2 separate regions of the Homo sapiens genome follow, and region 1 is linked to region 2. Evidence: read pairs that join two places in POLR2A ChIA-PET (ENCODE). Cell type or tissue: OCI-LY7. All regions are shown on one strand. Links, peaks and the distances in the headings refer to the core of each region. The heading gives the core; the rest is flanking DNA. Region 1 overlaps LOC105371682 (a long non-coding RNA gene). Region 2 holds the start of LOC105371680 (a long non-coding RNA gene).

Region 1 (5,384 bases), core at 56-5,055, 500 kb after region 2:
TCAAACCAGGCAAATGCTGAGCTGTAACCAATTCAGCTGTTTGTGTACCTCACTTCTGTTTTCTGTATGTCACTTTTCTTTCTCTGTCTATACATCATCTTCTACCACATGGCTATGCTGGAGTCTCTCTGAGCCTACTCTGGTCCGGGAGGCTGCCTGATCCATGACATGCTCTTTGCTCAATTATACTGTTAAATTTAATTTGTCTGAGGTTTTTCTTTTAATATGAGACAGCATCTGATATTACCCGTGCCGTCACTCCCAGCAGCTCAGGGAGTCAGGCCTCACCTCTTTTACGTCATTTCTGAACCCCAATCAAAGCCTCCCAAAGGAATGTTTTGGCAGCCTGAAGACATAGCTAATCCCCTTATAAATAGCTGTTCTTCTAAATTACCAGAAAATTGAATGGATTATAACACAATAGAGCTGTAAAAGTTAGTGCCTCCAAAATAAACCTCAACTATGCTTCTCTTGTGATTATTTAATCTCCTTCAGTCAATCATGTTAATTATGTTATCTACGCCAAACTGTGGATAAAACAGGAAGGATATACAGAGATTCTTCTACAAATTAAAACCTTCATGAGCTCTATTTACAGAAACATGGATATTTAGGGAACTTCAAAATCACTGGGTAGCAGCTAACATTAGTCTTCCAGGTTCATTCGTGGCCATTATCATGGCTTGATCCTCTCAGCAATCATCAGAGGAAGCAGTCAGGGAACAGTGGAAGGAGAAGTATAAAATGAAGCAAGAAATAAGTTTGAGTCCAGATTCTTTACCTTGTTATCTGATAAACAGTTATTTAATCTATCTGGACCTCAATTTCCTTACCTATAAAATGTGGGTGATGAGGCCCGGCGCAGTGGCTCACACCTGTAATCCCAGCACTTTGGGAGGGAGGCCGAGGCAGGTGGATCACGAGGTCAGGAGTTCGAGACCAACCTGGTCAATATGGTGAAACCCTGTCTCTACTAAAAAATACAAAAATTAGCCAGATGTGGCAGCACGCACCTGTAGTCCCAGCTACTTGGGTGGCTGAAGCAGGAGAATCACTGGAACCCAGGAGGCAGAGGTTGCAGTGAGCCGAGATCGCACCACTGTACTCCAGCCTGGCAACAAGCACAAGACTCTGTCTCAAAAAAAAAAAAAAAAAGAAAAAAAGTGTGAATGATGACAGCTACTTTCATTTGCTGAAAGATTAAATGAAATGAATATGTAAAAGCACCTAGCTGGGCATCTGACTTACATTTTCTTTTAAAAAAATTTATTTTAAGTTCATGGGTACATGTGCAGGATGTACAGGTTTGTTTGTTACACAAGTAAGCATGCGTCATAAGGTTTTGTTGTACAAATTATTTCATCACTCAGGTATTAAGCCTAGTATCCATTAGTTATTTTCCCTGATCCTCTCCCTCCTCCTACTTTGCACCCTCCGGTAAGCCCCCGCATGTGTTGTTCCCCTCGATGTGTCCATGTGTTCCCATAATTTAGCTTCCACTTATAAATGAGAACATGCGGTATTTGGTTTTCTGTTCCTGCATTAGTTTGCTAAGGATAATGGTCTGTTATTAAAAGATCAAAAAATAATAGATACTGGTGAAGTTGTGGAGAAAAGGGAACACTTTTGCACTGTTGGTGGGAGTATTAGTTCAACCCTTGTGGAAGACAGTGTGGCAATTCCTCAAAGACCTAGAGACAGAAATACCATTCGACACAGCAATCCCATTACTGAGTATACACCCAAAGGAATATAAATCATCTATTATAAAGACACATGCAGGTCAGGCACGGTGGCTCATGCCTGTAATCCCAACACTTTGGGAGGCCAAAGCAGGCAGATCATGAGGTCAGGAGATCCAGACCATCTTGGCTAACCCGGTGAAACCCTGTCTCTACTAAAAATACAAAAAATTACCCAAGCGTGGTGGCACATGCCTGTAGTCCCAGCTACTCAGAAGGCTGAGGCAGGAGAATCACTTGAACCAGGAGGTGGAGGTTGTAGTGAGCCGAGATTGCGTCACTGCACTCCAGCCTTGGTGACAGAGCGAGATGCCATCTCAAAAAAAAAAAAAAAAAAAAAAAGACACATGCACACATAAGTTCATTGCAGCACTATTCACAATAGCAAAGACATGGAATCAACCTAAACGCCCATCAATAATAGACTGAATAAAGAAAATGTGTATATATACACCATGGAATACTATACAGCCATAAAAAGCAGTGAGATCATGTCCTTTGCAGGGACATGGAAGGGGCTGACTTACATTTTCTCTTCATGCAAAACCAATGGGGATTTTTTGTCTTGACAAAGTAATTCTAAAATAGAACAAGTTTGCGGAACGAGCCAGTAAAGAATTTTAAAGAAAAATAATGGAAGACTACCATGGCCCCAATTCTCTAATCCACCCTGCATTCACCTTTTCTGCAATATGACTCCACAGCTCCTTCCATGAGAAGGTGGAGTATATTTCTCAGGCCCTCAGGGCTGAAGTTAGCCATGTGATTTGTTTTGACCAATGAGACATTAGAAAACTTGCTGCAAGCAGAGGCTTCACAAAGTGCTTGTGCATTTGCTTCCTGTTTTGCCTTCTGCACTTCACTGTGTGAACATGTCTGGGCTAGCCCACTAAAGGATGAAACATATAGGACCCAGTCGCACACATCACCCCAGCCCACAGCCAGCAGACCACCAGACATGAAAATGAGTGCAGCTAAAACTATAAAAAGTACTCAGCTTAAATCACAACTACAGATTCATGAGCTAAATAAATGTTTGTTTTAAGCCATACTTCCTTAGTGTGGTTTCCATGAGGAAAATAATTCCTATAGAAAAATCATTTGTGTCTATTTTCTCAATTCTCCCAAGATAGTACATAGTTAATTCATTATATATAATAAATGCCTTACAGCATTAGATTTTAACTATCTCCTGGAACCCTGTTAGCTATTGCATTTTGGGTGGTTGTTATGAAGCATAATTATAGCCAGAGATAACTGATATAATCATACATTAAAATGCTTTATAAAGCCACCATTATTAAAATGATGCATCACCACAATGACAGATAAATAAAAGAAAATTAAATTTTAAAAAAATCTGTGGCTGGATGTGGTGGCTTACATTGGGAGGCCAAAGTAGGAGGATCCCTTGAGGCTCCAAGTTCAAGACCAGCCTGGCAACATAGGAAGATCCCATCTCTACAAAAAATGAAAAAATTAGCTGGGTACGGTGGCATGTGCCTATAGTCCATCATCTCAGGAGGCTGACATGAAGGATCACTTGAGCTCCTTGCAGTGTTTATGCCACTGTACTCCAGCGTGGATGACAGAGCAAGACCCTGTCTCAGAAAAAAAAAAAATATATATATATCTATATATATATATATAAAGAAGAAAGAAAACAGCTCCCCTGTACAGAGACTGGGGGTGAGGCTCAGAACAATGAGAGACCCCCCCCAAAAAATATTTTTTAAACAAGGGGCATTTTAAGTCTTTGGAGGAATGATGGAGCATTCAATAAAATAATAAAGTATTTTGGGACAAGTGGCTACTATATGGAGAACAAAAGCTTCACTACCTGTCATCTTGCCCTCAAATCCATTCCAGATAGTTAAAAATTTAATATTTTCCAAAGAAAGAGCTATATCATTAAAAATACATAAAAATTTATATTTTCTTCAAGTGACAGAGGGCTTTTGAAGCATGATGCCAATAAAAGAAGCCATAATGGAATGATTGATAGATTTAACTATGTAAAATGTTTAAATATCAGTGCATATTAAAGGGCAAACAAAATTTTAATTTTGGCACAACATTTTTATATTTTGCTACAAAATTAAAAGGCAAACAAAAAAATTAAATTTGGGACCAGGCGCAGTGGCTCACACCTGTAATCCCAGCACTTTGGGAGGTCAAGGTGAGTGGACCCCCTGAGGTCAGGAGTTCGAGACCAGCCTGGCCAACATGGTGAAACCCCATCTCTACTAAAAATACAAAATTAGCTGGTGGTGGTCTTAGCTACTTGGGAGGCTGAGGCAGGAGAATCACTTGAACCTGGGAGGCAGAGGTTGCAGTGAGCCAAGATGGCACCAATGCACTCCAGCCTGGGTGACAGAGCAAGACACCATCACAAAAAAAAAAAAAAAAAAGGAATTTGGTAATAGCTATTACCTACATATATGTGTGTGTGTGTGTGTGTGTGTGTGTGTGTGTGTGTGTGTGTGTGTATGTGTGTATGTATATATGTATATATATGTGTGTGGGTATATATATATATATATATATATATACACACATATATATTCATAGCAAATATTTATTGAGCTTCTGCATGCCACAACCGTGTATCTGAAGGTAAAATAGAAAGCAAAAACAGGAGCCGTGGCTCATGCCAGTAATCCCAGCACTTCAGGAGGCTGAGGTGAGTGGATTACTTGAGGTCAGGAGACCAGCCTGGCCAGCATGGTAAAACCCCATCTCTACTAAAAATACAAAATTAGCCGGACATGGTGGTGCGCTCCTGTAATCCTAGCTACTCAAGAGGCTGAGGCAGGAGAATCTCTTGAACCAAGGAGGCGGAGGTTGCAGTGAGTCAAGATCGCACCACTGCCCTCCAGCCTGGGCTGCCCTCCAACCTGGGTGACACAGAGAGACTCCGTCTCAAAAAAAAAAAAAAAAGGCTGGAATATAGCAAGTGACTAAATACAGGAGAGCATTCCAGTAAGAGGAAACTACATGTGCAAAAGCCCAATGGTAGGAGGGAGTTTGATATATTTGAGGGACTGAAATAAGGCCAAAATCACAAAAGCGCTGAAAACAAATATGAGACTGGCTGAAGAGGAAAACAGGGGTCAGAAGTCACAAGCCTGGCCAGGTGCAGTGGCTCACGCCAGTAATTCCAGCACTTTGGGAGGCCAAGGCAGTAGTATCGCTTGAGCCCAAGAGTTCAAGATCAGCCTGGGCAACATGGCAAAACCCTGACACTACCAAAAAATACAGAAATTAGAGAGGCATGGTGGTGAGCACCTGTAGCACCATCTACTTGGGAGGCTGAGGTGGGAGGATGGCTTGAGCCTGAGAGGTGGAGGCTGCAGTGAGCCGAGATCACACCACTGGACTCCAGCCTGGGTAACAAAGACAAACCCTGACTCAAAAAAAAAAAAAAGAAGAAAGGTACTTGAAGGACTTTGATTTGCTGGCTGATATGATCAGATCTGAATTTTGTAAAACCTTTCTGACTGACTCAAGCATCTGCAGTGAGTTTCTGTCTCAGTGCAGGCAAGAGCACTAGGAATTTGGTCTAGTGTGGTGCTAGTGAAGATATTGACAAGTGAATAGATTCAAGAGGAGACACTTTTTTATTTTTATTTTTTGTACAGA
Region 2 (5,384 bases), core at 188-5,187:
TGTCAGAGACTAGAATTGCAACCCCTGCTTTTTTTTGCTTTACATTTTCTTGGTAAATTTTCCTCCATCCCTTTATCTTGACCATCTGTGTGTCTTTGCATGTAAGATGGGTCTCCTGAATATAGCACACCGAAGAGTTTTTACTCCTTATCTAATTTGCCAGTCTGTGTCTTTTAATTGAGGCATTTAGCCCATTTACATTTAAGGTTAGTATTTTTATGTGTGAATTTGATCCTGTCATTATGATGCCATTTGGTTATTTTGCTCACTAGTTGATGCAGTTTCTTGGTAGTGTCATTGGTCTTTATATTTTGGTGTGTTTTTGCAGTGGCTGGTACCGGTTTTTGCTTTCCATATTTAGTGCTTCTTTCAGGAGCTCTTGCAGGGCAGGCCTGGTGGTAACGGAATCCCTCAGCATTTGCCTGTCTGGAAAGGATTTTATTTCTCCTTCACTTATGAAGCTTAGTTTGGGTGGATATGAAATTCTAGGTTGAAAACTTTTTTTTTAAGAATGTTGAATATTGGCCCCCAATCTCTTCTGGCTTGCAGAGTTTCTTCTGAGAGGTCCACTCTTAGTCTGAAGGGCTTCCCTTTGTAGATGACCTGGCCTTTCTCTCTGGCTGCCTTTAACAGTTTTTCCTACATTTTGACCTTGGAGAATCTGATGATCATGTGTCTTGGGGTTGATCTTCTTGTGGAGTATCTTAATGGTGTTCTCTGTATTTCCGGAATTTGCATGTGGGCCTGTCTTGCTAGGTTGGGAAAGTTCTCTTGTGTTTTCCAGCTTGTTTCCATTCTCCCCGTCTCCTTCTGGTACTCCAATCAGTCGTAGGTTCCGTCTTTTTTATGAAGTCCCATATTTCTTGGAGACTTTGTTCATTCCTTTTCATTCTTTTTTCTCTATTCTTGTCTGCATGTCTTATTTCAGTAAGGTGGTCTTCAAACTCTGATACCCTTTCCTACGCTTGGTTGATTTGGCTATTGGTACTTGTGTATACTTTACAAAGTTCTTGTGCTGTGTTTTTCACCTCCATCAGGTCATTTATGTTTCTCTCTAAACTGGTTATTCTAGTTAGCATTTCCTCTAACTTTTTATCAAAGTTCTTAGCTTCTTTACACTGGGTTAGAACATGCTCCTTTAGCTCACTGTAGTTTTTTATTACCCATCTTCCAAAGCCTACTTCTGTCAATTAATCCATCTGATCCTTTGTCCAGTTCTGCACCCTTGATGGAGACACATAGCAACCATCAGAGGAGAAGAGGCACTCTGGCCTTTTGGGCTTTCAGCATTTTTTCATTGATTCTTTCTTATCTTTGTGAGTGTGTCTAGTTTCAGCCTTTGAGGCTGCTGGCCCTTGGACGGGGTTTTTGTAGGCACCTTTTCGTTGTTGTTGCTGCTGTTGATACCATTGTTGTCATTTTCTGCTTTTCTTTCGATAGTCACGTCCCCCTTCTGTAGGGCTGCTGCAGTTTGCTGGGGGTTCACTTCAGACCCTAATTATCTGATTTTCTCCCATGCCTGAAGTTGTCACTCAAGGAGGCTGGAGAGCAGCAAAGATGGGTGCCCGCTCTTTCTTCTGGGACCTCTGATCTCAAGATGCACCAACCTGATGCCAGTAGGATCACTCCTGTATAGGGTGTCTGACAAATGGAGGGTCTCACCCAGTTGGGTGGCATGGGGAGCAGGACCTGTTTAACAAAGCACTTTGTCCCTTGCTGGAGAGGGTGTGTTTCGCTGGGGAGAAACCCACTCATCTGGGCTGCCCAGATTCCTCAGAACTACCAGGGGGAGAGGCTAATCTGCTGGTCCACAGAGACTGCAACCACCCCTCCCACTAGGGGCTCAGGCCCAGGGGGATCCGAATTCTGTCCCTGAGCTCTGGCTGTAGTTACTGGAGATCCTGCAGGGAAACTCCACCCACTGAGGAAGAATGGGTTCATGTTAGGCCTGAAGTGATGCTGCAGACTGCAACAGCCAGTGTATTGGGCTGTGAGGACAAATCTTGGGACCAAGCCATCCAGCCCCCCTGGCTCCAGCAGGGGAAAAGCACGGCCTGGAGCTATCAAAATGGGTGCCGCCCTTCCCCTGCCCAGGAAGCTTAGTGTGTTAGGCAGTTGCAAGTCCCAGTGCTGACTGCTGCCCCTCCCCAAGGAGTTCAAACTGCTTAGACAGCAGGCAGCTCCAGCTGGTGCTCGCCATCCCTCCCCCCGGGAGTTCAGTAAGGCTTAGGCAGATTCCAGCTGAGAGGCTGTAAGCATCTGTGCATTCCAGGGTTGGGACACTGGGCCCTGGTGGCATGGGTTTACAAGTGGGATCTTCCAATCCATCAGTTGCACAGTTCCATGGAAAAAGCACAGTTTCCCTGGATGGGTATCACGCTTACTCATGGCCTCCCTTGGCTGTGGGGAGGGGGATCCCCTTTCCCATGTGGCTCTCAGGTGGGCCACCACACCTCACTGCTCTTCCTTCTCTCCATGGGTCACGCTAGCCTTCTAGTCAATTTTGATGAGAGAACCTGGACACCTTGGTGAAGGATTCACATGCTTATTATGGAATCTCCGAACACTGCTGCTTCCAGTTGGTCCAGCAAACATTTTTGCAATAAGAACGATTATAAACATAAGCAAAACAAAGGTTCCCCCCAACCCTTTCTCCTATAACTTTTCTCCAGATCTCAAAAGGAATACTTAAATCTAGCAAAACTCAGATTCATCCAAATTAATTTTACTCCAAAGGGACATAAGTTCAATTAAGCAAGTGATTATTAGGACTTGTTGTGCTGTGGGTCACTGGGGAAAATTACTAAAGTTGAGCGATAAAAGGAATGTTCTGACTTCAGGTTGGCCTGGAATTTTAAAATTCCATTCCCAAGAAACTCAGCGCTGCATTCTTACTGAACTATTTACTGAATCAATATGGCTGGTTAATATTTTCCTTAGTAAGGAGAAATTCAATACTGAAAAAAATCCACTCAGAAGACTTTAATTGAAATGAGGTGGACAAAGTTAGATCACAATCCACAGGAACATGGAGGAGAGCTATGCAAATCAGCCTGAGGTTTTCAGAATGTGTTCCTAGATGAGAAAACGTCTCATGAACTGAGTTCTTTACGACGGGGTAAGGCAATGTTGGATAGGAGAAAGACTACTTTATACTAAGAAAATAAAAATAGCAAGGAAGGGTGACATAAATAGCCTGGCATTTTTGAAAAACCATGTTATTCAGTAAGAAGGTACTCAAAAGATAAGTAAGACTTAGCTAGGGAAAATGTGGAGGGAAGAGCATTTTAGGCAAGAAAAACAGAGTGTGGGAAGACCCTGGGGAAAGAAGGAACCAGGCACATTCGCAGACCTGAAAGAGGCCATTGTGGTGGGAGCACACTGAGCATGGTTGGGAGCAAGCTGAGGTCAGAGTGAATAACGAGGAGGGGCTCACCCACGCAGGGTCTCATGGGCATGTTAAAGATTGTATTTTGTCCTTAGTTCACAGAGATGCTATCTGGGTTGTACAGAGGAGTGATATTTTGAAGTGATTTTACTGGATACTATGTGGAAAATGAATTATGAGAAGGCAAGAATGACCACAGAAAGAACAATAGCAAGAATTTTCATTTGCCCCAGGAAGATATGATCATGATTTAGGCCAAGTTTGTGGTCTAGAGCTTGAAGGAAGATAAATGAATATGAATGATAAAATATAAGAGAACTTGAGTAATGGCTTGAATAAAAAGGATAAATTTATTCTATAGTTGTGGGAGATATTTGGGGAATTTTAAGATTTTAAGCAAGGATGTAGCTTTATCTGACTGTTTAAAAACAGCGTGGAAGACTGGAAGAAGAAAGGTAGTTTGGAATCAACAAAATCAGTCAATGAGAAAGAGAAAGAGGTTGTAATGATAGAAAATCTGTCGAAGAAGAAAACCCAGTGCCTAGTGACTCACTACAATTAGTGCCAATGGAGAATGGAATCTAGAATGAACAGATCTTTGTCTTGAGTTACTAGATGGAGAGTTGTGACTTTTACTGATGTAGAAACTACAAGAGGAGACAGAAAGTTGGGGGAATAAACAAACACATTTACCTTAACATGTGCTGAGTGTGTGGTGCCTGTGGGATATCCAAGGGGTTATATAGAGGGCTTTGGGGCTTGGGAGGAAAGTCTAGACATGCCAAAGAGAATCACAGTTACCAATGTATAGGTGGTATTTGAAGTCATACATTTGGATAATTGCTCAGTAAGAATATTTTGAACAGTTAAGATTCTAAACCCCTTCTCTCTCTGTTGTTGTTGTTGTTGTTGTTTTGAATATACTAGAAGCATAAGGCATATGTCCCTCACCACCAGTCCTTTCCTCCTCGATGATTTTGATCATGGCACCATGTTCATTCAAGGGAATGTAAGAGAGGGCAAAGGCAATAACCAAACAAAATAAAGCCCATATAATTTTTTATAGTCTTCATCTCACTCCCGAATTACTGAAAGCTACCAATATACGTTATTAAATATATGCATACCTGAGAAAACCAAAAATTGTCTAAAATAGTGGCCACCACACAGTAGGCTCTCAAAAAACATATGTTGAAAGTTTTCCATTGACCAGAACAACAGAAGACACTAAATGAAATTGACATAGAAAATAGCTGAAAAGAAAGAAGGCACACTAGGAAAGATGATGCTAAGGAGGCCCAAAGAAGAGATTAAAAACTCAAGAAAAAAATGTCAAAAATCTATGAGTGCATTTATCACACTCAATTTCATTTACTTCTCTCTTCTCTAGTTTAACAGATCTTAGGCTTTCATTCACCAAAATGCATAAGAATCACTTGGACAACTATTTCTGAGCTGCAAGGTAAGCAGGATGAACTGCAGGTTTGCCCTACAAGTCAGTCTTCTATTATTGCTACCGCTTTATCTATCACTCAAAACAAGTGTTAGAATGCCAGTGAATGAAAATGATTTCATTTTAGGGATTAATTATTGATAATAGCAAACCATCCCCTAACTCTTCTTAAAAGACAAATATTAGTAACAAATTATGTAAGACAAATCCCACAAATGATCACAATATCACATAATACGTAACTGTGGGGAGATGAGATTGAGAGTTGCTGAACTGGACTGTGAGCTCCTTTGAAGTTTTGCATTCTCAGCACCTGGCATATGGTAGGCACTCAATAAATGTTCAGTGACATAGAGCAAATTGAATTTCCAAACTGGGGAGCCATGGTTTTCTCTTCCTTTTGTCTTTATGAATGCTGATGGCATGTCTTGCCTTTGGCTGGCTACTACCTACTCATTCTCAAAGACTGTGTTTAGGTATTATTTCCAAAACCTTCCCTCAGCCTCCCACTCCTCTTCTACTCCCCTGCACTACACCCCCCAC

The links. ChIA-PET counts read pairs that join two places held together with the same protein. Peaks named below come from ENCODE experiments on the same cell type or tissue, not always from the same donor. Only the 100,000 strongest peaks of a DNase experiment are listed, where the experiment ranks them.
Region 1: POLR2A ChIA-PET joins it to region 2 with 6 read pairs; 2 of 35 experiments call an interaction of 5 or more read pairs at or near these places.

What each region holds. Positions count from the first base shown.
Region 1 is chr1:199,946,554-199,951,937 of GRCh38, forward strand. LOC105371682 (a long non-coding RNA gene) reads right to left here. Exons shown (of 3, transcript XR_922404.1): 3 at 1,094-1,131. Among named protein-coding and RNA genes, the nearest start is that of NR5A2, 78 kb to the right of the region's middle. RefSeq lists an enhancer at 1,796-2,995. In OCI-LY7, for the core only: no CTCF peak of the experiment used is centred there; a DNase peak (open chromatin) is centred at 2,558.
Region 2 is chr1:199,445,950-199,451,333 of GRCh38, forward strand. It overlaps LOC105371680 (a long non-coding RNA gene), which reads left to right and starts at 3,030. Exons shown (of 5, transcript XR_922402.2): 1 at 3,030-3,118; 2 at 4,779-4,850. RefSeq lists an enhancer at 2,078-2,578. In OCI-LY7, for the core only: no CTCF peak of the experiment used is centred there; no DNase peak of the experiment used is centred there.